Regions from separate parts of the Mus musculus genome. Here regions 2, 3, 4 and 5 are each linked to region 1. A link is a loop called in an ENCODE intact Hi-C map of the cell type or tissue named here. Cell type or tissue: left cerebral cortex. All regions are shown on one strand. Links, peaks and the distances in the headings refer to the core of each region. The heading gives the core; the rest is flanking DNA.

What was found. A loop is a pair of places that touch in the nucleus more often than their neighbours do. Peaks named below come from ENCODE experiments on the same cell type or tissue, not always from the same donor. Only the 100,000 strongest peaks of a DNase experiment are listed, where the experiment ranks them.
Region 2: a loop joins it to region 1, with 3.0 times the contacts of the local background. A loop is called at or near these places in 2 of 42 quality-filtered maps.
Region 3: it touches region 1 in a loop (9-fold over the local background); 3 of 42 quality-filtered maps call a loop at or near these places.
Region 4: a loop joins it to region 1, with 2.3 times the contacts of the local background. A loop is called at or near these places in 2 of 42 quality-filtered maps.
Region 5: a loop joins it to region 1, with 4 times the contacts of the local background. A loop is called at or near these places in 5 of 42 quality-filtered maps.

The regions. Positions count from the first base shown.
Region 1 is chr9:26,630,685-26,635,684 of GRCm38, reverse strand. No RefSeq gene overlaps it. Among named protein-coding and RNA genes, the nearest start is that of Gm30313, 84 kb to the right of the region's middle. In left cerebral cortex, for the core only: a CTCF peak has its summit at 2,209 (motif pointing right); DNase peaks (open chromatin) are centred at 1,474, 2,128, 2,584, 3,044 and 2 more places; H3K27ac peaks cover 2,629 bases.
Region 2 is chr9:26,118,749-26,125,112 of GRCm38, reverse strand. No RefSeq gene overlaps it. Among named protein-coding and RNA genes, the nearest start is that of Gm39312, 89 kb to the right of the region's middle. In left cerebral cortex, for the core only: a CTCF peak has its summit at 2,905 (motif pointing right); DNase peaks (open chromatin) are centred at 1,622, 1,975 and 2,919.
Region 3 is chr9:26,545,092-26,551,455 of GRCm38, reverse strand. It overlaps Gm30313 (a long non-coding RNA gene), which reads left to right and starts at 1,778. Exons shown (of 3, transcript XR_379203.1): 1 at 1,778-1,952; 2 at 3,194-3,322. In left cerebral cortex, for the core only: no CTCF peak of the experiment used is centred there; DNase peaks (open chromatin) are centred at 1,994, 2,142, 2,661, 2,836 and 1 more place; H3K27ac peaks cover 2,093 bases.
Region 4 is chr9:26,366,421-26,372,784 of GRCm38, reverse strand. It overlaps the pseudogene Gm19113. Among named protein-coding and RNA genes, the nearest start is that of Gm30313, 180 kb to the left of the region's middle. In left cerebral cortex, for the core only: no CTCF peak of the experiment used is centred there; DNase peaks (open chromatin) are centred at 2,663 and 5,005.
Region 5 is chr9:26,730,785-26,737,148 of GRCm38, reverse strand. B3gat1 (beta-1,3-glucuronyltransferase 1 (glucuronosyltransferase P)) reads right to left here and starts at 3,341. Exons shown (of 7, transcript NM_001310766.1): 1 at 2,972-3,341. Gm48393 (a long non-coding RNA gene) reads left to right here and starts at 4,266. Exons shown (of 4, transcript XR_003948112.1): 1 at 4,266-6,131. In left cerebral cortex, for the core only: no CTCF peak of the experiment used is centred there; DNase peaks (open chromatin) are centred at 1,991, 2,213, 2,872, 3,577 and 3 more places; H3K4me3 peaks cover 3,105 bases; H3K27ac peaks cover 2,978 bases.

The DNA.
Region 1 (5,000 bases), core at 1-5,000:
TGTCACTTTTTCATTATTTACTAGTGGGGTCATATCAAGCACCTTTTTCATTCTTTCCTTCAGAAGTAGCCAGCTTCTGGAGAAGCAATGTTTTCTAGTAGCCAGAAGGACTGGTTCTCTGGAGCTGGTGAGCCACTGTAGGGAAGTTTTTGGCTTGCTTTCCCATCTGGGTGATGAATGAATATGTATCTCATTCTTCAAGTCTCCTAAAGAGACAGGCAGACACACATTGTCAAGAAAGCAGCTTGTGGAGAATGAAGCAAGCTGAAGAGCTTGCACCAAGCATATGGTGCCTCCTCCATTCCTTCTGGCATCAGGCTCTTTGGGTGGCTGGAAGGAGATTGGCACTTAGTTTTGTCATCTGCAGCTCACCCACCTCTGTCTTAAAATGGTCACAGTGCCCACAGGTTGAGAAACAAGCCCAGAGTCTTAAGGGCATTCCTAAGGATCATGGACAGATCTTCCCTGACCTTCCCTTTTCATCGTGGCTCTTCTCACTTGAGCCTGGGAAAATAGGCAGGAAGCATGTACTTCTGCCAGGATTTGTTGTCTTTTCCCTACATACCCTAACTGTTCCTCTTAGCTGTTAGCCAATGCCCTTGCTGAGTTCCTTTACACCATCACTCCCTGTTCTCCAGAAAGACGATGTTAGCCCAGAACTGTCTGGATACATATTCCTGTTGCAAAACAATTCAAAGGCAAAAAGAAGACATCTGTGGCAGGTGCTCTGAGAAGCACCCTTACCTCTGAGAGTGTTCAAAGGGCCTAGGAGACAGACCCACAGAGACCCAGAGGGCTCCTAGAGATCTGTTCTATGGCATCCTACTTTGGCCCATCTGAAGGCAATGACTAACAGAGAACTACAACTTGTGGTTTTGGATTCTTCTCAAATTCGAATTAGACTGTGCAATCTTGAAAAAAAAGTCATCAGTCCCGAGAGCTCATGGGAAAGCAGGAGATTACCTAATTTTGTTTTTTAGTCACTAACAGAAAACTATAGGCAGGGTGAATTACAAAGGAGTTTATTTCTCACAATATTGGGTGCTCAAAATCTAAGATGAAGATGTCAACATCTCTTAAGGGCTTTTTTTTTTTGCTCCTTTATAACATGGTGGAGGACATTGCATGCTGAGACCAAGAAAGTATGATAGCACAAGTCAACCTTCCTTTTCTGATAAACCCATTAATATTATGATTAATATGAAGATAAGACCATCCTGTGTGTCATATCATAACATGGTGGAGGGCAACACATGGTGAAACAGGGAAAGCATGATAGCACAAATCACCCTTCCTTTTCAGATAAATCCATTTAACGTTCATGGCAGTGTTATTGTTATATTTTCATCTAGCCCTAATTGCACCCAAAGGGCACAGCTCCAGCTTCCATGAACATATTAATTTGACGACTATGTTTTCATGACATGGACCTCAGAAATGGGAACATTCAAGCCCCGAAGGTTGTAGCATTTAACTGCAGAAACAACAGAATGCTTTGCATGTCTCATGAGCATGCTGGACCATTAGGTGGTCAGAGATTGGAGTGGGTGAAATCATCATCTTAGAAATCTATGATGTCAAAACTCACAGCAAGTGTGGCACTAGTCATGGATTTGAGTTTACACCTGATATTGTGATAACCATGGGATAGTTTGGAGGATTAAATGAGATAGGGACAGGACTTGGAAAGTATGAAGCTATGATGTATTTGTGATAACTCTCAATAATGACTAATACCTCGAAGGATTACATGGGGGCCACATGAAACATACCTGTGCTTATTATGATAGTGCAATAAGCATTCATTTGCAGAAAAGCTGCCAATAGTAGTATTACTATAGGTGTGAAACCTGGGTTGAATTGACTTCAAATCCCCATCTGTAAAGTAGGACTAGTGCCTTCCATTTCTTCCTTGTACATCTATCTAGTATACATGAATACTTTGGGGGAAATGTGATTTCAGCAATAAGATATTCCCACAGATATACACTCTGCCCTCCTACACCTTTTAAAATAAGACAGAATCATCACTCTGCCTCCATCAGAGAAGCAAAGAAGACAGAAGAGTAAGGCACATTGCCATCTGGAAGGAAGGAATCTTAATTAAGAACAAGAAAGGGAGGGTGGCAGAGAGAACTTAGCTAGGTCCACATGGAGGGAGCCTGTGGGGCTCATGAATTTTGAGAGCACTGGGGCACAGAGCCTGTTTTCCCACCAGATGGCAGTGGGGGCTCCAGGGAGATAGGACCAACCCTCTGGTAATGCCCTGAAACTTTCTGTGGCAACTTCACTGAAGTTTTGTGGTGTGTCTTGAGCTCTTTAGTACGGCGATGTGGCATTTGCAGTGATGACTTTCAAAACAGGGCTCCTGGACCAAGAACATCAACACCACCTGGGTACTTATAAAAATAATGTGTATCTCTGAGAGCTGTTACAGATGTCCTGGAGAAGACACACATTAGGTGGGGTTAGAATTCTGTGCCTTATAGATTTCAAGAGGTCATCAAGCATACCGGCGTTTGAGAACCTTTTGATTATTGCAAGAAATGGTTGTGGACATCTTCCAAGTTGTCAGGTGGAGCAGTACTAACATCTGCCTTGCTGCTTCTCAGCGTGCAAAGAGCTTGAGCGTGGGTGCTAGACAAGCCTAAATTTAAATTCCAACTTAGCTCTTCGCTGCTTGCAGAGTTTAGGGAAAGTTGCTTTCGTGTTTTCTCATTTCTAAATCTAGGTAATAACACCAACCCTGGGGGTCATTGTTAGAGTCTGAAGTAACATCTATGATAAAGGTTCCTATTACAAGACAAGAGAGCAAACGAGAAAGCCCTCTATCATCCCTACCTCCTTTCCCACCCCACCCTCCAGAAATTCTCATAATAACTTGCCTATAATAGATGATTTTCATAAATAAAATTTATCTGAAGCATCCTCAGGGCTTGCCATCTGCAGCGGATTCCAAAGGGATCATTCATTGTCTTTCTTATGTTTCCCAACAGACACTGAGCACATTGAAGAGCTGCAGTGGGTGTGGAGAACATACTTGAACAATCAGAAATGAATGACTTGTAAGGCTTCACAGCTTTTCTTCCCCTGTTTGCCTTTCTATATAGTAATGCATATTTTCTAAGCAACATCCAACCCAGGGTGGTGAGACGGTTCAGTGAGTAAAAAGGGCACTTACTGTACAAGCCTGGGAACTTTTCACTTCACTGGAAATCACACAGAAGGAAAAGACTGACTCTTGACTCCTGACTCCTGAAAGTTATCTGACCATGCCATGGCATAAGCACTTAAACACACACATACACACACACACACACACACACACACACACACACACACACACACACACACACACACACAGAGACAGAGTCAGAGAGACACAGAGAGAGACACACACACACACAGACAGGCAGACAGATAAACACACATCTCACAAATATAGTCAGATACACACACACACACTAGAGAGACAGAAAGACAGAGAGATACACACATACACACACAAACACACACACAGAGACAGAGTCAGAGAGACACAGAAAGAGAAACACACACACAGATAGGCAGACAGACAAACACACATCTCACAGATATAGTCAGATACACAGAAACACACACAAACACACACACACACACACACACACACACACACACACACACACACACAAACTGGCCTGATGGAGAGAGTGAGAAATAACATGACTTCCAGAGAAAAGAAAGTCAGTTTTCCTTAAGGTTGTAGGCCTTGATAATTTCATAGTGCTCCAGCAGACACAGTCACATCCACAAATATGTCATTTAAAGCTGTGGACTTGTGGATAAGTCTTAAAAAATAGAGTTTGTTGGGAGGGGTTTGTGGTTAATATCTGTAGGAGTTAGGGAGAGCAATAGGCCTGAATATGGTCAAGATACATTGTATGCATGCATGAAATTCTCAAAGAATAAACAAAAATAGTGTATTTAAAACTAAACTAAAACCTTCCAACTCAGACATGTAATCTTGACTGTCAATAAGACTGGATCTAGAATCTATAGCATTTCAAGCTGCTGAGCACACCCGGGAGGGACATTCTTGTTCAGATTATTTGAAATGGGAAGCCCACCCTATATGTGGATGGAAGTTTCTGGTAGTAACTCAGATAAAAAGACGTTAAGGATGGGAATTTTACTTTTTGTTTGCTTGCTTTCACTGTCACTGGTGAGTTGATCTATCCCATTGCTCTGGCATTCACTTGATGTTACTAAAGCCAGTTTATTTCAGGTTTCTAACATAGACAGAAGACACCAGCCATCCAGGAATTCTCCAGGCCTTCAACACCAGTTAAGGATGCTCTCTGGCAAGACCTTATTGGTGCATCACAGCAGGGACTCTCAGAATTTTGGAGCAAGGCTCTCTCAGACAAGTCTTCCTTTGAAAGATATTGCTTGACCTACTTCATGACCTTGATTAATACAATACTACATTTTTGACAATGGGTCAAAAAGTTACCATGTGAGCTGAGCTGCCCACCCATCAGCTGGCTGTTATCTAACTTACCAAGATATAAAGTGGATTCGACACAGAAGTGATCAATCATCAAACAGAAGTATATATACATGATTAGGCCCAAGCAGGTCAAATAGGTACAAACAAGTTACATTGAGAATTTCCCAAAATGCCTATGGTTCCTACTCCAGTTGCAATGTTTTCTGCTCCCAGGTTTCATCTATGGCCTTAGGGTGTGTTTTCTATGATCAGTTAATGGAGGAAAAGAAGACTAGGAGCAGGCATACAGATGGTTTGTTCTGTGCATATGCAGGAACCATTCAGAAGTAGATAGCTGCAGCATTACAGGCAATTTCTGTAACAATCCTGAAGGACAGTGATGAAGGAAACTTCACAGTGGGAATCACTTTGCATGGTCATACAGTTTTCTTGGAAGGAGAAGTTGCCAGATGTGATTATATACTGATTCATGGGCTATGTACAATGGTTTGGTTAGATGGTCAAACACTTG
Region 2 (6,364 bases), core at 802-5,801, 510 kb after region 1:
TTTATTAACTTTATGAACATAACGGTAAGAAATTAAATAATAGGGGTAAAGAGCCCCATAAAACTGAGGATGGTTTTGCAACACTCATATCAGTGTATAAAGGTATTAGGGAACCTTCCAAAGGTTTCGGAATAGAGTCTTCCATCTCTGCTGATGGCCGCTCCACATAAGACTAAGAGCAGCTATATATGATGTTTGAACAAGAGTAGTCATCAGGAAATATCTTCTTCATTTCTATCTTTCAGAACCTAGACTATCTCAGAGTTTATTTTTTCTTTGTTTTTATTAGATATTTTCTTTATTTATATTTCAAATGTTAACCCCTTTCTCGGTTTCCCCTCCAAAAACCCCCTATCCCATCCCCCCTTCCCCTGCGCATCAACCCAACCACTCCTGCTTTCCTGTCCTGGCATTCTCCTACACTGGGGCATTGAGCCTTCATAGGACCATGGGACTATCCTCCCATTGATGTCCAACAAGGCCATCCTCTGTCACATATGCAGCTGGAGCCATGGGTCCCTCCATGTGTACTCTTTGGTTAGTGGTTTAGTTCCTAGGAATTATGGGGGTACTAGTTGGTTCATATTGCTGTTACTCCTATGGGGCTGCAAACCCCTTCAGCTCCTTCAGTCCTTTAGTTCTTCTATTGAGGACCCTGTGCTCAGTCCAGTGGTTGACTGAGAGCATCCAACTCTGTATTTTTTAGGCGCTGGCAGAGCCTCTCAGGAGACAGCTATACCAGGCTCCTGTCAGCATGCACCAGTTGGCATTCACAGTAGTATCTGGGTTTGGTAATGATATATGGGATGGATCCCCTGGTGGGGCAGACTCTGGATGGTCTTTCCTTCAGTCTCTGTTCCACAGTTTGTCTCTGTATCTCCTCCCATAGGTATTTTGTTCCTCCTTCTAAAAAAAAACCGAACTTATCTCTTCTTTAGCCAGTGACTCCATGTCCCCTAGGTTCATCAAGTACTTTTTATCATGGAGATCAATTACTATATACTCTCATCACCAAGAGAAATCTATTAGGGGAATTGTTAGGAATTTGAGATTAGGTAGTTTAGATTTCATAATTGTATGTAGATGATGAAAACATATGTTAATGTTCTTTATGTCAGTAGAGATACAGTCAGCAACTCTTTCCCGTACATGTACCCTCAAATTTCTAATGAGGTGTTTTTCCCCAACATGATATCTTAATTGATTATTTAGGAACTTTGTATAATGCACCTCTGTCATATTTGCTTTCTAGTCCTCCACAAACCATAGACATTCACATGGGCCCTGGTCATCTAAATGCTATGTGGCAGCATCACAGACCATGGATACCAGCACATCCCCGGGTTATGGATACCAGCATGCCTCCAGAGGCAGCATTGACCTTGTTGACTTTTCAAGGTGTTTCTTTGGAAGTTGCCTGGTGAAAGGGTATGTGACATTTTGCTGAAGTGGATCCTCTAGAGGACACATGATGTTAAGAAAGTGTATAAGCATAACCCAACAGAGAGTGAACAACACTCTTGGATTGGTTTGCTTTGCAGCTCTTTGCTGGTCATTTTTGGGCCTCACTGATGCTGATCTTCACTGACAATGATCTTACGTTGCTGTGCCTTGCTTTTCTGCTGTTTCATGCTGCTTCTTGGACTAGTGCCAATCAGCAGATCTTTGCTATTTTTTCTGGATCAAGATGCTGCTACTGATTTGTGTTTGCAGTTTTCTAGTGGACTGGACTGCTGGCAATGAAGGTTGCAATCACCTCAAAGAACTATTTCTAAACAAATCCACAACCCCCATTTTCTGTTAACCTTTCTTTTCTCTTACCAGTGGTAGGAAGGGAGCTTGAAGCATTAAAGAATCATAATTAAAGTAGGTTTTAAAAAATTCTAAGCCTACAAACAAAATTAAAATATATATGTACTTCTACCAGAAATAAGTATGCTGTTTCCTCAGAAAAGCTAAAAATAGATCTACCATATGATCCAGATTTACCATTCTTGGACACATGCCCCAAACATTCAATATCTTACTACAAAGATATTTGCCCACCCATGTCCTCTGCTGTCCTAATCATAGTAGCCAGGAAATGTACCTAGCCTAGATGTCCATCTCCTGATGAATGGATTAAGAAAATGTGGTACATTTAGACAATGGAATACCACTCAGCTGCAAAGAAAAATGAAATACTAAATTCACAAATGAATAGAAGGACCTGAACAAACATTCTGAGTGAGGAAAGTCAGACTCCAAAGGACAAAAGTAGCATGTTTTCTTTTTTGTTATTAGTCATTTTATTCTCTTACATTTCAAATGATATCCCCCCTCCAGGTTTCCCCTCCACAGATCCTCCCAATCCCATCCCCCTCTCACCCCTCTCATTTGCCTCTATGAGGGTGCTCCTCCACCCATTCACCCACTCCTGCCTCACGGCTCTAGCATCCACCTATGCTGGGGCATCAAGCATCCACAGGACTAAAGGCTTCCCCTCCCATTGATGTCAGATAAAGCCATCCTCTGCTACATATGTATCTGGAGCTATGTTTCCCTCCATGTATACTCTTTGGTTGGTAGTTTAGCCTCTGAGTGCTTCAGGTGGTCTGCTTAGTTGACATCATTCTTCCTATGGGGTTGCAATCCTCTTCAGCTCCTTCCGTCCTTCCCCTAGCTCTTCCATTGCAGTCCCAGGACTCAGTCCGATGGTTGCTTGTGAGTACCTGCATCTGTGTTGGTCTTTTGTTGATAGAACCTCTCAGGGAACACCCATACCAGCATCCTTTCAGCAAGTGTTTCTTGGCATCAGCAATAGTGTGGGGGTTTGGTGTCTGCAGATGGGACAGATCCCTAGGTGGGGCAGTCTCTAATGGCAGGTGTGGGTATTACCTTAGAAACTGGATAATTGGGTTTAAATACAGGTCACCAAACCAGCAGATGGCAGCATGGGACTTTCAAGGAAGAAGAGATGGAGTACAAGTGTTGAGAAAAAGGAGTAGAGAATAATAAAGCAGGGAGGGTTGGTTGGAGATATGAATGAGAGCATGGGATCAAGTAGAATTTGTATGTGTGTGAGCAAATGAACACTAAAGACCTTTGAGAAAGTTAGGTAGAAACGACTGCTGTATAAACCCGCTACTGTAGAAGTTTCTTCAAATACATACATATAAAGAGTTGAAATGGAGTTACCTTATCATGGGGGTGGGCAATACCCCTCTTAGACATTTCAGGCTAATAAATAAGAAACCCAGTGCCAGAAAACATGTATGACTTGGAAATTCTGTCCATTCTGGCTAAGTTTCACAGTGTTGGAACTTACTACCCTCAATGGTAGAGGAGAAAAGTAATTACAATCCAATCCAGCTTTGTAACCTGACAAGATACGGCTACTGGTGTGAGAGTGGAATGATTTTTTTTTTTTTTGTTTTTTGTTTTTAAAAAGACAGTATTCCTGTTTTATTGTTTTTAATATAATCATGTTTATCATTTATAGGGAATAGTTCTAAAAACATTAAGTCAAATTGCACTATTATGGAATTTGAGACTAAGTTCTTTACAGAAAACTTATTTGTTCAGAATTAATTTCAAAAAATGTTCACATGCTTCACATTTAAAAATGGATTGTGAATGTAGCTCAGTGTTGAAGTACTTGATTGGCCTATATCTAACTTTACTTAAACCCTAGCATTGAAAAGTAAAGTAAAATGAAAGTTTAACTTTTGAGAGTGGAATGATTATTTTTCATGGTTTCACATTTATGTCAATAGCTAAGCAAATATGCACACACATATGTACATGAAAATACATACATAGAAGTTAAGATACAAAGAAAACATAGTAAAACACTAAAACTGGCAATCTAGCTAAAGAGTTTGGGAAAGTTCATTGTACTGCCTAGCTACTTTTCTGTAGATTTGCGATTTAATTTTACTTTTTCAAAATTGGTTATTGTTTATATTGTATTTATATTTCAAATGTTATTCCCCTTGCTGATTTCCCCTCTATAAACCCCTTATCCTATCCCTTCTCCCTCACTGCTTCTGTGATGGTGTTCCCCTACCTACACACCCACTCCTGCCTCACCACCCTAGAATTCCCTTACACTGGGGCGACAAGCCTCCACAGGACTAAGGGGATCCCCTGTTATTGATGCCAGATAAGGTAAGCCTCTGTTACATATACAGCTGAAGCCATGGCTCCCTCCATGTGTACGCTTTGGTAGGTGTTTTAGTCCCTGGGATTTCGGGGCGGGGGGAGGGGGGCTCTGATTGATTGATATTGTTGTTCTTGATACGGTGTTGCAAACTCCTTCAGCTTCTTCAGTCCTTGCCCTAACTCCTCCATTGAGGTCCCTGTGCTCAGTCTGAGAGTTGGCTGTGTGCATCTGCATCTGTATTGGTCAAGCTCTGGCAGAAAGAACCTCTCAGGGGACAGCTAGCTTTGGGATTTTAAAAACAAGAACACAGATTTCAATAATCATATGAAGTAGTTAAGAAGTATATACTGTTTATAGGTAGAAACACTGGCAATAAAGTAATATATTAGGATGAAGGAATTATGGGAAGTGTGAATGTTGGATTTTCCTTCATACTTATTGTTGATATTGTCTACACATTTTTTTACTGAGCATATAATTCTAAACTTGGGAAAGATTTAGAAAATGAAAAGAAGTATATAAAAATTTAAACTATTTATTGTTTCTTTGTGAATTTCACATCATGTATCCAATCCCATTCATCTCCCCATCCACTTTATCCATCTTCCACCCTTCAACCTCCCGCACAAAATAAATAAAATAAAATAAAATAAAACAGAATAAAATAAAAACAAAACAAAAATCATCATGTTGTGGAAGCTGTAGTATGTCACTTTGTGACACCCTTTTGTTCACACATCTTGCAAACGTTCATTGCAATAAATCATTGGTCTGTTTCAAGGCATCGGGCTTGTGCTATACTGTGAATACTGGATCCTCATGGGGACTCCTCTTGGAGATCCTGTTGTTGCCCTGTGTCATAGAGATCCTGTGACTTTGGTACTGATAGATCAGCCCAGTGACATGACCCAGAAGATTACAGATGGAACAGGTGTTGGGGTAAAGTGGGATGAATTTTATGGGGCTAAATAATCACTTTCTAATTTGATTTAGTTCAAGTTCCATAAGATGAAAATCATGCCTGACGCCATTATCTCATGCAAGAACCTGTGGTGAGACACATCAGAGACCCTAAGAAAGAACTTACTACTATTTTTCAGAGATGTGGACATACTATTAAGCCAACTCTTAATTACTTATTACTAAGCCTATTGATTAGAGCATCTCTCAGCCCTATTCAGAGAAGCTTTCTTTTGCAGTACATGGTTTTTAGCATAGAGATTTACAACTGGTCAATGTGCAGAGAATAAAAGTAAGATAACAAGAGATTACAAAGTGCTCAGCCCTAATGGTACATCTATATTATGACCTCTCAAGGCTCAAGGATTATTATAGAAGGGTAGAATGATTGTAAGAACCAGAGACATTAAAAGACTACAAAAAACAATTTTCTGAACATATCAGGGTTAGTTGCATGTGTGAATTCACAGCAGTTACAATATCATGCAATAAATCTGTGTAAATCAAGTCAGGTAAATTCCAAAATTGAGGAGGAAGGTGGTCAGGAAGCCCCATTCAGAGTGAGGACCTATTGGGTACTGATGGATATCGGGCAAGAGAAAGGGAGTTTTCTTCAAGGATTCAGAGCTTAACAGGCTGTCTGTGCTCCAATATGTGGTTCTAAACCTGTACTCATACTGGCACCGGTGAAGAGAAAAATAAGAACACATTAAATTGGGACAGAATACCAACAGTAATCTTGAAGAGTAGTTGGAGTAGAGAAAAATGGGCATTGGACTTGATCAAAATACATTGTATGCATTATGAAATTCTCAAACAATAAATATAAATATTAATAAAACAAAAACTGTGTAAATCACCACCTGGTGAAAACAATTTGCATTCAGAGCTCAAGAATCTTTGAAGAATACAAGTAGTTATAAGCTACGCTCCACTGGTCACAAAGAATTGCTGTTCAACTTAATGTGGAGAAATTTGTGTATATAAGGATTATTGACTCTATGCAGTGGTGTATAGAAATTACTGAGAACAATTACTGTCACTGAACATATAGGATACACACCAAATATGAAATAATGTAAGAAGGAAGATGACATCCTTGTTTTGAGTTAGTTCTTAAGTAAGTGGAGGAATAATATGGAGAGGAGCCCACATGATAAAGTACACAAATCTAGGTCATCTAAGGGTTAAGTGAAGACCAGAGCCTCAGGCACCCGGAGAGCTGAAACCAGAAAGTTGTCCCACAACTGGAAATTTCTC
Region 3 (6,364 bases), core at 529-5,528, 85 kb after region 1:
TGAAAGGAGTGAACCATGAAATTATTAGAACAGTTCCACTAAAGCAGCAGACCTGGAGCCGTTAGAGGGTTTCCTGTGTAGTGCTCTCCAAGGTCAAGTTCAATGCACAAAACACTTATTAACCTCAAAAACCCTGGGAGAAGTCTAGCTCCAAGTCTAAACCATGAAAAAAAAAAAAAAGCTGCTCTCCCAGAAATAAAGTTGAGCTAAGTTAGTCAGAGAAGGGAAGAGAGGGAGGGCTCCTGTCCAGCTGGGAACCTGTTTCTGTCCACTGATTTGGTATCTGTTCTACATCTCCATGACTGATGGTTATTGGTTGGTTTGTCATCTGATCATTCACTCTACTTTTTGTTATTACTTCCTTACTGTCTCCCACTCAGGTAATCAGGCTGTGTTCCCATTTCATGGTAGCAGTAGGCTACATTTTCACAGAAGCTAATTATTTACGTGTTTAAATGAGATGACTTGAAGCCATTGTATGGGTGTCCTGGTTCCTCGTGTCTATTGGCTCTTCCAGATGAGAGTTCTATGGCCATCTTGTTTGTAGAATCCCAGAAAGAAAGAGATGCTGGGGAAAGAGAATGAGCCATGCCAAGAGGCCTCTTGTGTCCTAGAGGATTTTGCAGTAGAAAAGGAGGTCTGTGGTAAGGGTGGAGCTCTGTGGTGAGGATGAAGATCTATGGTAAGGATGGAGATTTGTGAGGGAGATGGAGGTCCGTGGTGAGGATGAAGGTCTGTGGTATTGATGGGGGTCTGTGAGGGAGAGGTCTGTGATGAAGAAGGAGGTCTGTGGTGAGGATGAAGGTCTGTGAGAGAGATGGAGGTCTGTTGGGGAGATGGAGGTCTGTGGTGAAGATGGAGGTCTTTGAAGAGAATGGAGGTCTGTGGTGGGGATGGAGGTCTGTGGTGAGGATGGAGGTCTGTGGTGGGGATGGAGGTCTGTGGTGAGGATGGAGGTCTGTGGTGGGGATGGAGGTCTGTGGTGGGGATGGAGGTCTGTGGTGGGGATGGAGGTCTGTGGTGAGGATCGAGGTCTGTGGTGGGGATGGAGGTCTGTGGTGGGATGGGGGTCTGTGGTGGGGATGGAGGTCTGTGGTGGGGATGGAGGTCTGTGGTGGGATGGGGGTCTGTGGTGGGGATGGGGGTCTGTGGTGGGGATGGGGGTCTGTGGTGGGGATGGAGGTCTGTGGTGGGATGGGGGTCTGTGGTGGGGATGGGGTTCTGTGGTGGGGATGGAGGTCTGTGGTGAGGATGAAGGTCTGTGGTGGGATGGGGGTCTGTGGTGGGGATGGGGGTCTGTGGTGAGGATGGGGGTCTGTGGTGAGATGGAGGTCTGTGGTGGGGATGGAGGTCTGTGGTGAGGATGGAGGTCTGTGATAGGGATGGAGGTCTATGTTGGGAATGGCAGTCTGTGGAGGGAATGAAAGTTGAATCAATGAGGTAGGCAGCCACAGCTGATCATGCTGGTGATGGAGAACTTGGCACAGCAGTTTCAGAGGCAGCATGCATAGTGGGAGGGTCTGAGTGACCAGACATACAGCAATCGTGTCAGGCTGGTCTGTGACTTGGACAAGGAAGGCCACCTTCCTCAGTTAGAACAGTATGTGTTCTAGTGTACCTATAGGTAAATTGGAAGACCTATTTTAAACCAGGGATTCTCAGAAAATCAGGCCAGGCTGATGCTATTTTTAGACTGTCTCTTGGGTTTCTGCAGAGTGGGAGGGGATTCTATGGATACAGCTGAGTTTCTGGCATCATTTGTCATGCATAGGCTGTGTGACATTCTCCAAAGCTCTCCACCTCTCGGAACCTGCATTATTATTTATCACAGAGATCTTGATGTTTCAGATGACTGTGAAGATCAAATGGACTCAGGTGCTGAGAGCTAATGAAGCCAGCTGGGAGCTAACCTTAATATCTGAACTGAATTTTTCAAAGGCTCAACTGAAAAGGTAATTCTTTGATTTCATCTATTAAAAACATCTGCACTTTCAGTATGCACCCTCTGAGATATTCTTTCTTTCACTGAAGTCAGGGATTCAGGGAGCTGAGGAGCAGAGCAGCCTCATGGGCCCAGTCTAAGCAGCCCTTCATATCCCTTTCATATGGGACGTGCTCAAACAGGGCTGCTGGCCAGAATGGAGCTGAAGCCCAGCATGGCTGGAAGGAAGCCCTCTCAGTCCTTTTTCATGATACTCACAGGAGACAGATGGAGCAAGGATGGAGCTGAAAGCAGCAGCTCAGCCTTCCTCTACACCTAAGGAGGTCACCTAACCCCGCCCAAATTGGGGATGCATGGTGCTGTTGATGAAGAGGAAAAAACGTAGGGAAAAGCCCGTTATGTACCAGTCTCAGGCACAGCCACTCACTCACTCACTCACTCACTCACTCACTCATACAGAAACTGCTGACCAAGATATACTGTGTATAGGGCTGGTTACAGGGAGGTGATGCTAAGATAAAACTGGCTACTTTTCTTTTTCTGGCAAAGCTGCTTTTATGTTGAAGAAGTGTGCTGTTCAGATATGGAACAGAGGATACCAACCCCCAATCTCATTGACATGGTGTTATAAAAATTTCATCTCCAAATTCCCAAACTGGTCTCTTTAACCAGATAGCTGAAGATAGCTAGGAGGACCTGGAATGGTTTTTTGCTGTGAGTGTAGGCTGTGCATTCACAGAGTGTTTCTGTGAGTATCAGTGTGGTGTCCCTTAGGATGCTACTGGCTTCCAGTGATTCAAGAGTCATTCTGCAAGGCCTGAGAGGGACACGAGGAAGTGAAAGTACTTCAGTCAAATTGTCGATTTCTGCTGAGCCTGGTAGCATTTGTTTTTAGCAATCTCATCTCCAGTAACCACAACTGAAGTCCATGCCAGCACAAGGGCTTTATGCCAGCTCCACCCTTGTCCTGAGAAATTCCCTTCACAACAGGGATGCAGATATTAATAGCAGCAAGCTGGTTAGATCTTAGCGCTGAAGAGGGATAAGGACATTTCTACCCCAGCCCTTGAGCCTCACAGCACAGAGTAATCCTACCTCCTCTGCCCAGGGCTTTTTTCTTTATACAGACTGCTATGTAGAGTTAACTGTGACTCTTGCTCAAGACGCCCATTCTGAAGTAAGAGAGATAAACAAGCCTTGATGGGGGAGGGGAAGAACTTGGTGGAATAGAAGCTTGTTTTCACTTTACAGAATTGGAAACATCAGCCCAGATGGAGGAATCTGAAAATCTTGTTTCCAGTGATGTTGCACACTGGGGAAGGTCAGACAACATTCTAGACATAAAGAGGCTGTGTGCCTCACATCCCACCAGCTAAGAAGGTACCCCCTTTTCATTAGTGCTTTTCATTCTATTTATAACTATAAAAAATTAGCTAGAAAAACATCATGCACCTAGTCACCTGCTGGAATAGCTTTGGACCGGCCAGCCAAGCCCCATTCATAGATGAATCTCTGAAGCACTAGACTGAGGCTGTGGCTCAGTGGGTTGGGAAACATGGAGAAGCATCTTTGTACTTCCAGGGATGACGGATACAGATCAGTGTGCCTTCCCCACAACTGCAGAGCCACCTCTGTCCTTCCTTGTAATGTTGCTTGTTCCCTGGTGCCCGACGAATGGTACAGATGCTGTCATAGATTTTTGTTGTTGGTGGCACTGATGCAGAGCAGTCATCAGGAGCATACTCTTGATTCCTGAAGGTTTGAGTCCTATCCTTGCTCTTTTCTGTGTAGTCTAAGCCCAGAGATCCATCTTGGAATGGGCACAGCTTACCCTCTCCTGTCCAGAAAGTTCATGAGCACCAGGAAAAACAGTAGAACTCCTCAAATGTACTATGTTTCTCATTTTCTGAGAAACCACCTGAGTATTTGTGATATATGCAGAGCCTAGGGCCTCCCAAGACCTTCTCCCTCACCTTCCACCCCCCCCCCCCACCACTCCATTTCTGCAGGTATTACCTGACACCTCACACACAGAGCTCTTCAGGCGAGTCATCTGCATTCATGGTGGGAAAGCAGTGTCCTTCAGCAATGACCGACATTCAGTGTCTTAAATACAAGCCCTGGAACCTGTGCTTATGTAGATTAAGAAAAAAATAGAGGCTCTGATGAAGGTTAATGTTTGGATGATGACCACAGACTATTTAAATGACCTCATCTAGTCATGTTAAGCCTTTAAACTGAGAGAAGTGATCCAAGCTCTGGTTAGAGGGTGCCATAGGACAGTAGAAGGGTCCCAGCTATGACACAAGAAGGGCCTGACCTGTGGATGGGCTGGTGTGAAGATGGAAGAATGAAGAATGTGAGTGGTCTTTAGAAACTTCAATGGCAAGTGGTAGGTTTGACCCTAGTGCCTTTGGAAATGGTATAGGACACAGTGAACCCCAAAACCTGTTTTGACTCCTGGCCTTCTGTACTGCTAGACAACAAATCTGCAGATTCCAGCTGCCACGTATGTGGACGTTTTTTATAATAGGGATAGGAGAAGACAGACCTAAAATATGTGACCCAGAATATTTTGTTTATAAGCTTATTTGTTTCAGGAGCCTTTATTTCCTAGTGTTGCTTTAGGTTCCCAAAACAATTGAGTAGACGATACAAGATTTCCCACGTGTACCCGTCCCCACTTGTAGCGCTCCTCCACCTTCCACATCCATCAGAGTGGCTCAGTTCTTTCAGCTGAAGAATCTGTTTTGAGTTCTCATTTTCACCCAGAACTGGAAGTTCACTTTAGGGCTCACCTTAGGGATGTGCATTTCATGGGGCTGGAAAATGCTTAAAGACTCATAGAGTACTCTCATATTCAATTTTGATAGCCGTGGTTTCTCCATGTGCTAGCATAATGGCTAGGTTAGACACTCTGAGAACAGCTTCGGGCCACTGAGGAATGGTGGCGTTCACCTGTTTATTCTATGAATAGGAAAAGCTTTCAAAGTCATAGACACTCATTGTCTTGCTGACCAAGAGCGCTCCAGAGCATCTGTTTCTGTCCTCAAGTGCCCAAATGGTCTTACGTGGTATAAACATGGCACAAGCTGTATTATAATGCATTCAATCATATGCTTCTGCATCTATTCATCAGGATTAATTCATTGCAGCTGGCTACTTGAATGGCCGGGCTTAGTGTGGGCGAAGGTGTGAACACACAAAGGCAGAGACATTGTCCCTGAAATTAAGTTCAGATTCCAGTAACAGACAGGGAAGCTAGCACAATGTGTTGCACCAATTTGGATCTAATTAAGCAAATATCTCTGTGGGGGAGTTGAGGAAGTTCAAAGAGGGGTGAATGGAGCTTCTAGATCAAGTGGGAGTTTGCAAGTAAAGAAATGTAGGGAGGCAAATTGAGACGGGTGCTGGTGAGCATCCTGCCACTCAGATACCCTCCTGAGACTAGTGAGCTCCTTCAGCCTAGACACCTGCCAGAGACTAATGCCGGTGACGAGCCTGTAACCTAATTGTCTAAATACTTTCTCAAAGTCATCCATCAACCTCCCAGGATGAAATGAGATTTTCACTTGTCTAACTTCTCTTTGGACTAGGGCATCATGGGTTCATGACTCAACCCCATCAACAGGATTGGCAGGGAAACATATGGAGAGTTTGGTGGAAGGCATTGCTTTTTGATAAGCCTGTTGTGGGGAAGGCATTGTCTTTCTTGAATTCTGATATATATATATATATATATATATATATATATATATATATATATATATATATATATATTGCTGGGAATTGAATTTAGGATCTCTGGAGGAACAGTCAGTGCTCTTAACCACAGAGCCATCTCTCCAGAAGACTTTAGGCAAACACCAGGAAAGATGGCTTCCATCTCCTAGGGCTGTGGCGTAGAGCATGGTACAGGAGCCTATGCTTCTGCCTGACTTTTCCATCTACCTGGCCTCGGGCCTGCATCCTGCACCTGATGACTCAGAGGCAATGACTGTACATGTAGTTTGTCACTTTCAGTGTGTGAGGTGGGAAGGTGAGACGATGAAAGGCAGACTTGTTGACTCCATGCCACACATTGGATTTATGTGTCAGCACTTAACTCATGGTGGTGCTACATGGCTAAAGGAAGGGTAGAACTGCAGTCCCCTCCAAATGCTCTTACCAAGGCCCTGTTCCACGGGCAGCCCCTGTGTCTGGTTGGTGAGACTGTATAAGAACCACCCCTGCCTCAGCTTCCTTGCTGCTACTTCCTCACCCCATGAGGAAAAGCCAGCAGCAAGAGTGGCCTCCAGCAGAACCAGTCTTCCCAAGTCTCAGGAGATGTGAGTTCATGCCTATAATGTGAGCAAGAAATGGCGAGTTATCTAGTTCAGCTAGGAAACAGTCTCACTGTTTCTGTCTCCCTCCTCCTCTCCC
Region 4 (6,364 bases), core at 696-5,695, 260 kb after region 1:
CAAGGGGCCTTTCCCCTTGATCACTAATTGAGAAAATGCCTTACAGTTGGATCTCATGGAGGCATTTCCTCAATTGAAGCTCCGTTCTCTGTGATATCTCCAGCTGTGTCAAGTTGACACAAAACTAGCCAGTATATGCACTTATGTATTTTTATTGTTGAGCAATTCATGACAATATTAAAATGAACAATTTGACTCGATTAAAATGTAAATATATCTACTAAGAAAAACTATTACGAAAGTATACAACAAATGTCAATAAGACACCATCAAAACACTCGGTACTTAAAAAATATTTTTGACAAGTAAACAATAAAAAGACAAACAACCCAGTGAAAACAGTAAAACATTTAAATAGACACTTTACTAGCAGGGTGTATTAATTGTTAAGAAGTGAAACATATACATTATAAAAGACCACTATCAAATTATTCAAGGAATGTTTGAAAATGAACAGAAAGTAAACAGAACATCTAATTACAAAATGGATCAATAATCTGAGTAGATTTCTCCAAAGGAAACACACAGATGGAAAACAAGCATGTGAATATTTCTCAACATCAAAAGTTAATTAAAACACAGTGGTGACCTAGGACACAGGCTATGGCTTGAATGTGTCCCTTCCAAGACCAGATGTTAAGGTGAAATGGCTAGTGTGATAATAAATGGTGACAACTTTAAGAGGTGACTCACCCATAAGGAATTCTTCCTATGAACAGGATTAAAATTATTGTGAAAGAAGTTTTATGGTTTTCTTTCCTCCTCTCTCTTTCTCTCTCTCTCTCCCTCTCTCCCTCCCTCTCTCCTTCTCTCCCTCCCTTTCCCTCTCCCTCTCTCTCTCTCTTCTCCCTCTCATTCCTTAAAAAAAAAAAAACCTTTTCATTGATATTTGGTGATTTTCACAGCTTGCATCCCAATCCAATTTATCTATTTCTTTGTATCTGCCCTTTACCAATGAAACTTCCCCCACAAAAGAAAAGAAAATAAGAATTAAAACAACAAATAAAAACAAACAAAACAAAACAAAGAAATAAACCCCAACCTTGTCATGGAAGCTGTAATGTGTAACAAAGTATACCCTTTTGTCCACACCTATGTTCATTGAAATGTACAATCATTGTCTGTATCAAGGCCTCTGGATACTGCTATGCTATTAATACCAGTTCCCCACAAGGACTCTAAAAATTCTGTTTTGCTCTGTGTCATAGAGGTCATACAGCTTTGGGTTTGTAGAACTAGTCCTTTCATGCACTTCAGCAGATCCTAGATGGGGTAGATGCTGGGGTGAGTCAACTCCAAGCGCTCTACCTGAGCCTGGAAGTTAGCTGAGTTGTTCAATCTGCCAGCTCTTCTGTGCCCACATCTCCAGCTCTTCAGACTGCCCCAGCTAGTTCACACAGTGGACCAGCTAGCAAGGGGTAGGGTCAACTTTCCTGCTCTACTGTTCTCTGGGAGAGCTCACACCTCCCTCTATCACCATAGCCAGCTCTACTCTGCTGCCAGGAAAGGGGTGGGGCCCACTTTCCTAAGTGTAGCAGTGAGAAAGGTACTATACCAGCTCTCCTGCTCTCATGGACCCAAGGCTATGTGAGAGTTGGGGAGGGCTTCTGCCCTGGCGCATGCCAGCTCACTGGTAGATGAGTGGCAGGACCAGTTCCCGCACACCTTCTGGCTAGTACAACACAGCACTACTGCCACCAGGGTCAGCTCTACTGTGCTGTCCAGGCAAGGGTCAGGGCCTGCTTCTAGGAATGCTGCGGCCAGGGAGGCATGGGGACAGTTCTTCAGAGTGCCACAGGCAGTGCTGGGCAAGGCTAGGTCTTCACAGTCTTTGGACATCAACATGGTCTTGGGTAACACTCCACACCAGAGATGTCCACATGACCTGTGGTGGTAATATGAGGCACAGATATTCACCCATGCTGTTCCATGGCTATGGACCTGTGCTGACACCTGAGGACATGGTGAAACCCCAGCCCATGCTACCACTAAGAGCCATGTCTGGGTCCATGTGTAATTTTTTAACTTTCTGTTTCCTACTGAATTAGGAGTGATCTTTCCTGTTTTCAGATATCAGGAGTTGCAAGGCATAATCTTGGACATAAAGAGCATCATTCTTTATACAAAGTCAACTTATTAGCACTGGATCTTAGACTTCTCAGCCTTAACTATCCGTAAGACGTTCTGTTATTCATAAGTTGTGTAGTCATGGGTATTTTGTCACATCATCACAAGATGGACCTAGACAAAATCTGTTAGTTAAAATCTAACATGTTGACATCAAATGCTGGGAGGATATAGGCAGTATGGGCAGTGCTCATTACTGCTGAGAAAATGGTGTGAAATGGTGCAGCCACTTTGTAAGATGGGAAGTATTTTTGCAGTTTTTTTTTTTTAAATACAGCTTAATATATTCTTATCACTATCTAGCATCCATCATACTCATTTCTATTTACCCAAATGAGTGAAATCTTGCATTTAAACCAAAGACATTCACAAATAACATATTTGAGCTTTACTCAACATTACAAGAAGAATAAAGCTGTGCTATGAATGTGTCCCAATTTGAAAGCTCCAATCTCCTGAGTGATGAAGATCACTATATGAATTAATCAATACGATGAGTCATGGGAGGGAACACATGCCTGTAGAGACTTTGCAACACCAAAGTTGGCAAATACCATGAATTTGAGACAATCTTGGGCTGCATATTCTGTAGCAGGACAGCTATGCTGCACAGTAATATCCTGTCCTTGAAAACTACACACACATACACACACATACACACACAGACACACACACACACACACACACACCCCTAAAACAATAAAATGGAATAGAAATAAACTAATTTGTGTCTGTGTGTATAATTTTCTTTTTACATAGTGCATCTAGGCTGCATGACTGGCCTCAGATGTATAGGTGCAATTGAACCCCCTGTTTCAGACACCTAAGTATCAGGGACTACAGTGTATGACAATGGGTTGCTTAGAGTTGGTTGCTTAGAGTATTTTATGCTACTTAAAGAAAAGAAATTACAATTGAGAAAACAACTCTCTCTCAATGACATGTAGGAAAATCTGTAGAGCATCCTCCTGGTTAATGCTTGATGAGAGACGACCTAACTTATGGTGGGTGGTGCTACTCTTGGGTTGTATAAGAAAGAAGGCTGATGGCTGTGCTATGTCTGTATTGAAAATTATTAAATTTAAGAACTGGAAACACATCATTTCATGCTCTCCTGTATTTTAAAGTTTCTGTTGAAAAATTTACTGTTATTTTTGCAGACTAGCCTGTGTATGTAACTTTCTGTTTCTCTCTTAATGTTTCTAATATACTTTTTTGTTTTGTATATTAGCATGTTTTTTAATAGAAGAGGAGAGATTCTTTGCTGGTGTTCTCTGTTTGATATTCTAAATGAGTCCTGCATTTGTATTGGCACCTTTTCCCTAACTTTGGGAAATTTTCTCTTATGATTTAAATAAAAGTTTCTCATGCCTCCAGAAAAACAAAAACAAAAACAAACAAACAAAAAATAAATAAAAAAGAAAGAAAGAAGGCTGAGTAGGCCAACAAAAAAAAGTGTTCCCTCATAGTTTCTATCTTAGTTTTACCTTGGATTCCCTGAGTGCTGCAGTATGACGGAACATGTCAGCCAAATAAACCCTGTCCTCCCCAAGTTGCTTTAAGTCTTTATCACAGCAATAAAAACTGAACCAAGAGAGCAACTAAAGTTAGTTAAGTGTTTTCTGTGTAAGCCAAACAATTCCACAGAGGCATGCTTATTATTTTCAACCAAAAGATTCTGGAAAACAGAATAGTGACATGCAAAAGAATGAAAGTGGGCTGTTGTATTATATCATTTATTAAAATTAACTAAAAATTGGTCCAAGACCAAGGTCAATGTATAATAGTCTTAGAAAATAATGCAGAGGACTCTCTTCCTGACATTGAACATTTGATTTCTTGAGTATGACATCAGAAGCATAGTAGTTAAAAAAGAAAAAAAAATTGAACTCTACTGAAATCAATTTTTTTATATATAATCAAAAGATGTTATCAAGATTTGAAGCACAGGACAGCAGGTGCAACCCCAACTTTGGAGCCAGATACTGAGTCTACGTCTGGGTACAAAGAGGAAAAAGAGGAAGATGAATTGAAATGCAGCCTGGATGAGAAGGATGTGACATCATGGGCTGTGGCATGAAGGTACAAGAGCATGGGGCCAAGATGGAATCAGCAGTGAAGGCACAAGTGAGAAGAATGGGGATGAGGACTGTGTCTTGACTTCTTCTGGGAGGGACTCTCTTGGGAAATGCAAGGAATGAAGAGAGCATCTGGAGTAGCCAAAAGAATATCTATAAAGATCTATGATAACCTAAAACCAATGCACCATTGTTATAAATTCACACGTGAAAAAGAAAATGGAATAGAAATCCCATAAACTCCTTTGTGTGTGTGACCTGAACAGGCTGCTGCAGTTAGAATGAGAGCTGGCTATGGTAAGTGATAGAATCCTATAAGAAGAGACAGTTCTTCCCCTTAAAGAACTCCTGCTAGGCTTACTGTATAGAAGCAAGTCCCTAGGTAGTGTGGTCCTGGAACATATTAACAATCTCTGTGAGACAGCCATAAAGGACTACAGCTGTACTGATATCTGTATAGGGTATATACAGACCTTAGTTGTTGGCTGGGCCAGAAAGGTAGCCTGGAGAGAGGGTTTTTTGTTGTTGTTGTTGTTGTTGTTGTTTTTTTTTTCTGTGCTTAAGAGAAAAGTTTGTGTCATTCCTTGATTTACATATGTCCAAGTACAGTGCCATCTGGGAGGTTTACTGTGAGACTGAAAGTGCCTACATAGAAGCTGCTTAGCTTGAGAAAATCTATATTCATGTCCAGTGACATTTGGTGATACCACACTATGAAATGAAATTTGCATAGTGTGAAGACTGGTCAGAAGACCTAAGAGCACATTCAGCCATCCAGAACTATATAAACCCTGCAGCAGTTGAAAAAAAAATACCACTAAGACATAGTTTTGCAAGCTGAGGTTCTGAGGTTGGCAGAATGCCAACTACATATATTTTGAAACGAAATGGATATATCTGCTTGCATTCAGTTGATCTTTGAGTATGGCCTGGTTAAGAAATGCCTTGGCCCACACTTAGAGACTACTGACAGTACCTAGATGGAAAGCTGAAAGTAAATACTTCGGTTTTCTCTATTCACAGCAATGCCACTGGTAGAAACTGTTCCTGGACAAAAATATTGTAGATTTGGTATCTCTTGACATTCGTAACAAATGAAGCTGATCATCAGATGACTTTTGTGGTCTTTGGGAAGGCTCTGGATGCTGGCTTCATCTAGGCCATTGTATATGGGATTTGGCTGGTTTACTTTGATTGCCTAAGGGCTGATTCAAACAAGACTATATTAAGGAGAGTTTTGGTTTATTTCATCCAGTCTTTTTGGGGTATCCATCTGCTTCAGAAAGTTGAAGGATATTTCAATAGTGGAGTTTCAAGGCTCTTGGTAAGGCAGAATTGGATCAGGACTGAGGCTCAACTGCACCTTAATGTGCAAGAACCTCAGAAACGCAGGGACAGCAACATGACCAAAGACCAAGAATGTATAGCTTCATTGTTATACACTGAAAGAATGCTCAGTGTGACACAGAATTGCTAGAGGTTCTACACTGGGTGGAGAGGACTCATCCCCAGCATGTCTGTGAACTGTTACTCAATATGGAGAGAATAGAGTCAAATAAGAAGACTGAGATGTGGCTGGTCTGAAAACTGAAACTCAACTCATGTCCATGAGTTGATAATGAAGGGAGATATTCCTCGCCATCAGAAGAAAAGATCAAACAGAACAACACTGACAAAATAAAAGAAAAGACCAGACATCCAAATGAACAAAGAAGATGAGATGGATGGGGCACAGGCAGGGAAGATGAAACAAAACTCCTTCGGAAATATTCAAGTGTGGAACCCCTTCCCAAGTATGAGGAGGAAGTGACTTATGCAAAGTGAAATGTACCCAAGGAGGTCCCACACTAGCAGAAAATTTCCCTTTTTAGTATACTAAAGGAATTCTGAAACAAAAAATTCTATTTTTCAAAGAAGTTAGAAGAAATTGTTGAATTAATATAGGGAGAAGCGCCCGCTGGTGCTGGTAACACAGTAGGGGATGTAGGTCTGGGCATAGAGACAAGAAAAGTGGGGCTCACATGTTCCAGAGTCATTCAGAACACATGATCATTATCTTGGTTGGTCTCTTTGGAGCTCCTGGCAGAACATACAGGTTTGTTACATGCAGTCATGAGAACAGTAAATGTTCAGCTCTTCCAGAATTCAAAGGTTGGCCT
Region 5 (6,364 bases), core at 831-5,830, 100 kb before region 1:
AATGCAATATGTCCACATCACCAGGTGCGGGGCCTGGGACACAGTAGGTACTTAGAGTCTCTGCAAGTGGACTGAATTCTGGGAGACTTCTGACCATAGTCACCTTTCAACATAGGTAGTAAAGTGGTCATAGATTTAATGATTATAAATCTCAAAAAATTTAGGTAACCATTTGCTGATATTATGGAATGATTAAAATAAAAAATCACTAGATATGAAAATATAATTATTGCTGTTTTTCAATGGAGCGATGTTTTGGGTAACTTGGTTCTGGATCAGGAAAGGTAGGGTCCAATTCAAAGTTGGAGGTTAGATTAACATAGGTTAAGAGGAGGAAGACCCAGATACTGGGAGAATAGGGGAGGGAAGGAGAATGTATAAAAGATATAAATGAAATTAACATTCATAGCCCTTATCCTTAACAGTCTAAAAGGATGTTACTTCCCCAATTTATAGACTGTAAGAAAAGCATGTGTTAAGAGGACTCATTTTCGTCAAAATCCATTTAGCTGGGGACAGATGTACTGACATGAAGGACCCCAGCAAGCCCTTATAGAGGTCTTTCACCTCTGGATCATGACTATGTCTCCTAGCTGGTCCTTGGGGGATTTCTAAAGATCTGCTCATCTGGAGCCCTGACAAGAAGGATGATACACACGACAGAGGCTTCTCTCCTTCTTCCCTAGGTGTCAGGCTTGCCCATACTCTGCCTCCTTCTCTGCCACACTACATGCCAGGTAAGAATGGCAAAGGCCAGAAGGAGAACAACCCTTCACACTGGGTGATGCCACAGCAGGTGGCTCTCAATAGTTCTGGAGCAGTTTGCATTTGATTACATGACCTATCCATGTTGTGAGCCACCCTTACTCCATCAGAGTCTTTCTCAGTAGACAGTCCACCAGCTCCAGTGAGGGGCCTCCCCCAGGAGAGGATGATTGGTAAAGTTATGGTGTGCATATTTGTTGAAGAAGACTTGCACCTTGTCTAAGGCTTCACTCTGTCTCCATCTCATTGCCTCTCCTAGTCTCTGATTTCTCCTTTCGCTGAAGCCAGGCCTCTCCTACAGACAGAGAAGCACTCAGGAATCCTTATTCTTCTCTTCTAGCTACATGCTGCCACTGGACTCCCTGGCCTAGAGCCTGGCTCTTTAGTCAGCTCACCCTCTTCCATATTTCATCCTTATAAAAATCTCATCATTCTGGGCTCCATATCATGAAGGCACAATAGACTCGGTCCTCCCTAAACATTGTGGGGAAAATTCAAATCTAATAAAAAGCTTGAGCAGAAGTGGGCGTCTTCCTCTGGGCAGCTTGTTCTTTGCTACAGGCTCCCATCCTGTAATTGGGTCCCCTTTAGTGATTTTCCTGCCCAGGGTTCAGGTGGAGCATTCAGTAGCACCTCACCCAGAAAGCACATGCACAGATCCAACCACGCCCACAGGCACAGGGTGATCCCTAAGCCCTTGGAGAGCAGCTGTACAAATGGGAGCAGCAAGACAATGGTCTCAGTGCCAAGTGCGGGTATGCATGCATTCATTTCCCTGGTCCCATCACCCTCGGAAGCGTTTTTTTCTCTTTTTGAAAGGGGCAGAGAGGAGACAGAATGCGAGCCCAGGACCTTGGCAGATCCTGCAAGTGAACTGAGCAGAGTGGGAGGCTTTGCAAAGGTTTCATGGCAAGGATCTTTGTCTTGCATGAACACAGAAAGGACTTGATGTTTGGTTCAATAGTGCTCACCAACTGAGCAGGTTCTAAAAGGAAATGCCTCCTCTCTGTAGTGACTCTTGACAGAAAAGGGAGATGCTAAGGACAGAAGACTAGAACAACAACAGCCCTACACAGCTAAATACCCACCTCAATACCAGTCACTTGTGAAGCCCCGTGCTTGCCATTTACACACACACACACACACACACACACACACACACACACACACACACACCACATGCACATTATTTCTGTGTCAGGCATATGGATAGCTGTCTCGTTCACTTGCAACTGTATGCCAGATAGTCCAAGATCGAGATTCTGCTGGGCACTCCAGCTAAACTGGTCTCCGTAAAGAAGTACCACTCAAGCATGGGGGAATCCACTGTCAACAAAAAGCCCTGCTCAAGGTCCTGTGCCTTTAGAAATCTGGGGGGTCATCTCAGCTCCACCTTCTATAAGCTGTCCAGTGAGTGCACTAGGACTAGATCCGGCTAAGAAAGTGGTAGCTCATGAAAACCAAGTTCCTGTAGGTGGGTGGGGTGAGTTGGGAGTGGGTGGGCTCTTGACCTGAGCTGCTTAAGAGGAGTCTGACACTCCGGTTCCCTGGGGTGCGGGATCTGATACTTTTTCCTCTTACTTCACATCTCAGTTTCCTTTTCTGAACTTGTATGATCAAGTGCACAGAGGAAGGTAATGACCTGGCCCTGCCTCCTTCCGCTTTACTGCACTGAAGGTCTCTAAGATTCACTGTCACTTTCCACATCTCTTGGCTCCCAGCACCCACAGGAAAGATGAGCGTCACTTGGTTCCCCTGAAAAGAATTAATTTGTAAATGTCCAGGAAAGACAGAGAGATTGGGGTCCCTGCCGGTGAGTAGGGGTGCAGCTAGAGCTGACCCCTTCTCCTATAATCCTATGGGCCACTAAGAACCACCTGCTGAGGTGGCAAGGGACAGAAGAGCTAAGAGAAAGACCAGTTGTTAGAAGACTCAGAGAACCAGTTCTTGCCTTCATCCTAATGGAGCGGGGCAGGCAGCATCCGAGCTTTATTTCCTATCCTCTCAGGTGCAGGCCCTGCCAGCCGGCCCTATTTCCCGATGGATGTTCCTATTTTGTGCAACACACACACACACACACACACACACACACACACACACACACACCGCGCGCGCACGCGGGCGGACATGGCGTGGGTACTGATGGGGACGCATAAAGGGGCTCTGTGCACCGCGGAGGTGGGGGCTCAGGGCGCCGGACACTGACCTGCGGCAGCGAGTCCATATCGTCCCTGGCGCAGTCCATAGCGGGTGGCAGTCCTATACCCTGGCCCCAGCGACCCAAGGCTGCTGCCCTGCGATGCGCGCGCTTCTCTCTCGAGGCGTTCTCCGGTTCCGTGCCCTCGGGGGCCACTTCATAGCCGCGGGCCCACTCGTCCGCAGCCCCGGCCGGCCCGCTATCACGGCCCCGCTGCTTCTGGGCTCAGCCAGGCAGCGGCCAGAACCCTGGAGCGCGCAGGAGGGCGCGGGTGGCGAGGCGCGGGGCGGCGATCGGAGCCCCAAGAGGCGACGCGCGGGCCGGCCGGGCCGGGATGGCTGGGCGCGCGGCCGGAGCCCAGCCGAGCGGGCCAGCGCGTGGTGCCCTCGGCGCTGGCGGCGGCGGATGCGCGGTGCGGCCGCGGCTGTGACAGCGCCTCCCGCCCCGCCCCCACGCACCCCGCCCCCGCGAGCGCGAGCTGCCGGCGGGACCCGAGCCACTCGCGGTCCGTACCAACCTCGCGGGCTGAGGCGGGGGCCGACGCTGGACCCCCTCCTCTAGCTTGGTATCACCTCCCTGCTCTCTCCTCTGTGGCCCTCCCTCTGGGGCGTCTGGGACTTCGTTTGGATGCTGGAGTGGCCTCGGGCGGGGCCCAGGGCACCCCAGCTTTGGCTCGAGTGAGAGCGCGCCCGCCCTGCCGGCACCCCCAGCTCACCCGCCTCCATCCTTCAATCCTGGCTGCTCAGGCCCCTGGCTTGGCAGCTTCTCTCAAAGGGCGATTGTTTCCGGGCTGGGATGCTGAGGGTTTGGGGGTTGCGGTGGGGCACGGTTCTGCGGGACTAAGACACTGAGCTGGAATGAGTGCGGCTGTGAAAGAGGGTGCGGCCCCCAGCTTGGCTTCGGGCAATCCGAAGTGGATACAGGGTTGTTTGTATGGGTCGGAGGTAGGAGTCCCCAAGGAGCCTGCCAGTGGGGCAGCCCCACCTGTGGGCACTGCTTCTTTCTTTTAAGGATATGCCAAAATGTTGAGGGTCACTCTGCTTTCCCGCCCCCCAGCACTGGGCATCTAACAAGGAGGCAGGAGGCACAGTCTGGTGCAGAATGAAGAGATGGCCAATGTGGGTGGGCAGGCCATCCAGGAATTTCTAGGTATTGGGGGGCTGGGATGCTGGGATGCTAGGATACAGGGAGTTTCTCTCTCTCTCTCTCTCTCTCTCTCTCTCTCTCTCTCTCTCTCTGTCTCTGTCTCTCTCTGTCTCTGTCTCTCTCTCTCTCTCTCTCTCTCTCTCTCTCTCTCTCTCTCTCTCTCTCTCTCTCTCTCTCTCCCTCTCTCTCTGCCATGCAGTCATCCAGTGGGAGATTTCTAAATGCTATTGTCTACTTGCCAGAGCCTAAGATGCCATCCATGCACCTTCAGGTTTATATTGCTGATAGTCCTCACTGACACCTGTGGTCAGGGCCTTCAGCTGTGTCCTCTTCAAAACTCCAAAAGACCAGCTCCACCGCTAGGCATTGCTGGGTTGAAACGTACTTTATACTGTGGGCTGAGGCTGAGCCCACAGCTCTTCACCATCACCTCTGCCTATCAGGATGAAGCCTGGTTCTCCTCTTGGGTGAAGTTGAGTGGTGTAAAGGCTCTAGAATCAATTCTGTTCTTCAAGGCTTTGAGGTTAGGTAGTAGTCACAGTTTACAACATCCCATAGAAAATACAGAATTACTGTCTCTAGAGAGAGGCTTTCTCCAGACTCTTCTCCCCTTACTCCATACCAGGGAGCCCAGGGCATGCTGTCTTGCTGCATCTCCTTGAGGAAACCATACCACCCAAAATTACTAAGTGACAGGGCAGAGATGATCTTGGAGGCTGATTCTTACCAACAGGGAAGCTGATGCCCACAGACAGGAGCATCCATGTGTGGGGTCACACTCACTCATATCTCTGCCCAGGATGGTGCCAAATCCCCAGGTTGGGGATTCAGGACAATGCTGGAATAATGAATGGGTTAAAGGCACTACCTAAGTGACCTCTGGGCCTGTCTCTTTAGTAATAAGACAGGTTTTCGGTAAGCCGACAGGATCTTGTCTGGTCCCACAGGCTTCGGCCAGCAAATGTCCTCTGGTTGTTCTATGGGGTGGCTTCCCCTCTAACTTCTCTAGCCTGGCATTCAACCAGATGGAGCAGGAATGGTTGCAAGTTTTATCGCACCATTCTTGTGAGAACAACAGTGATAATAAAACCCCATTCTGGAAACATGTCTTGAAAGTTAGCCTGGGGCTGTTTATGGTATTTTTTTTGTATTTATAAAGCCAACTTTGAAACCATAATATGATATTAAAATTAGCATGAGAAGGCTCAGCGGAGAGACCACAGCCTGACATTTATTTGAAACTATTCTACAGGTATGGACCCAAAGATACATGTGTATCTATGTAGATGCAACATGTGCCCAAAATACAGATACATAAGTTACCACAATAAAACCAGTGCAAACAAATAGTGTGCATTTGTATACATCATGTGTATGTGTGAATGTATGCACATACCTGCCTGCTCCCACCTGGATACACCCACCAGTCTTTATCAGGGTGCCGAGCCATAGTTATCATTTTTCTGTGTTCTTTGTTAGTTGAAGGGCAGCAGTGTTTCCATTCCACATCTGGATTTCTTGCATCCCTACAACTTGGTCCTTGTTCCAAACATCTGGAGAAGCTCCTAGATCTAGGAGCTTTGAATGTTGCATCTCTCTTTATTTTCCCCTCCTCTGAAGAGTAAATAGCCCCTCTTCTCAGAGGCTCCCAAAGACTAGCACCAGAATGTTTAGTATGCAAGCCTTCTGGGACAAGCTGTTATATGTTTATTGTGTAGTTAAGAAGGACAGGAGCCCTGCCCCATCCTCTGATTTTGGCACAGTTTCCAAAATCTGAATCTCAGAAGGATCTCATAAAAGCATCACCTGCAGTGTAAAAGCTAAAAAAACATCTGGGACTAGATCACCTGTGCCCAAATTTAATACGACTAGCAATTAGTCTTGCTGGCTCATTGTTCCCCTAGCTGGCCCTTTGCTTGGCTCTCTTTCATCAGTAGCTTTGTTATGCTCCAGGGCTGCCATTGGTGGTTTCTTTTCAGGCCATCTTTTTCTTCTCAGCTAACTATGCAAGGAACTAGAACAGGTAAGCCATGTTCTCACCCAGGTCTGTGCCCTACCCTCTCAGCTGTCTGATGGCTGGGGCCCCTGTTTTTAGGCAGTCACCTGCTATCCCTGCTCTTACATTGGGACTCATCATTAGTGATTTCGCTGCCATGAATGGACAGGCCCAGTTAGGAACCCCTCATTCCCCAGTGCATGAGCTCAGCTGTCATGGTTCAGGCAGGGGCATATAAATGTGTGCATGACAACCAGGTG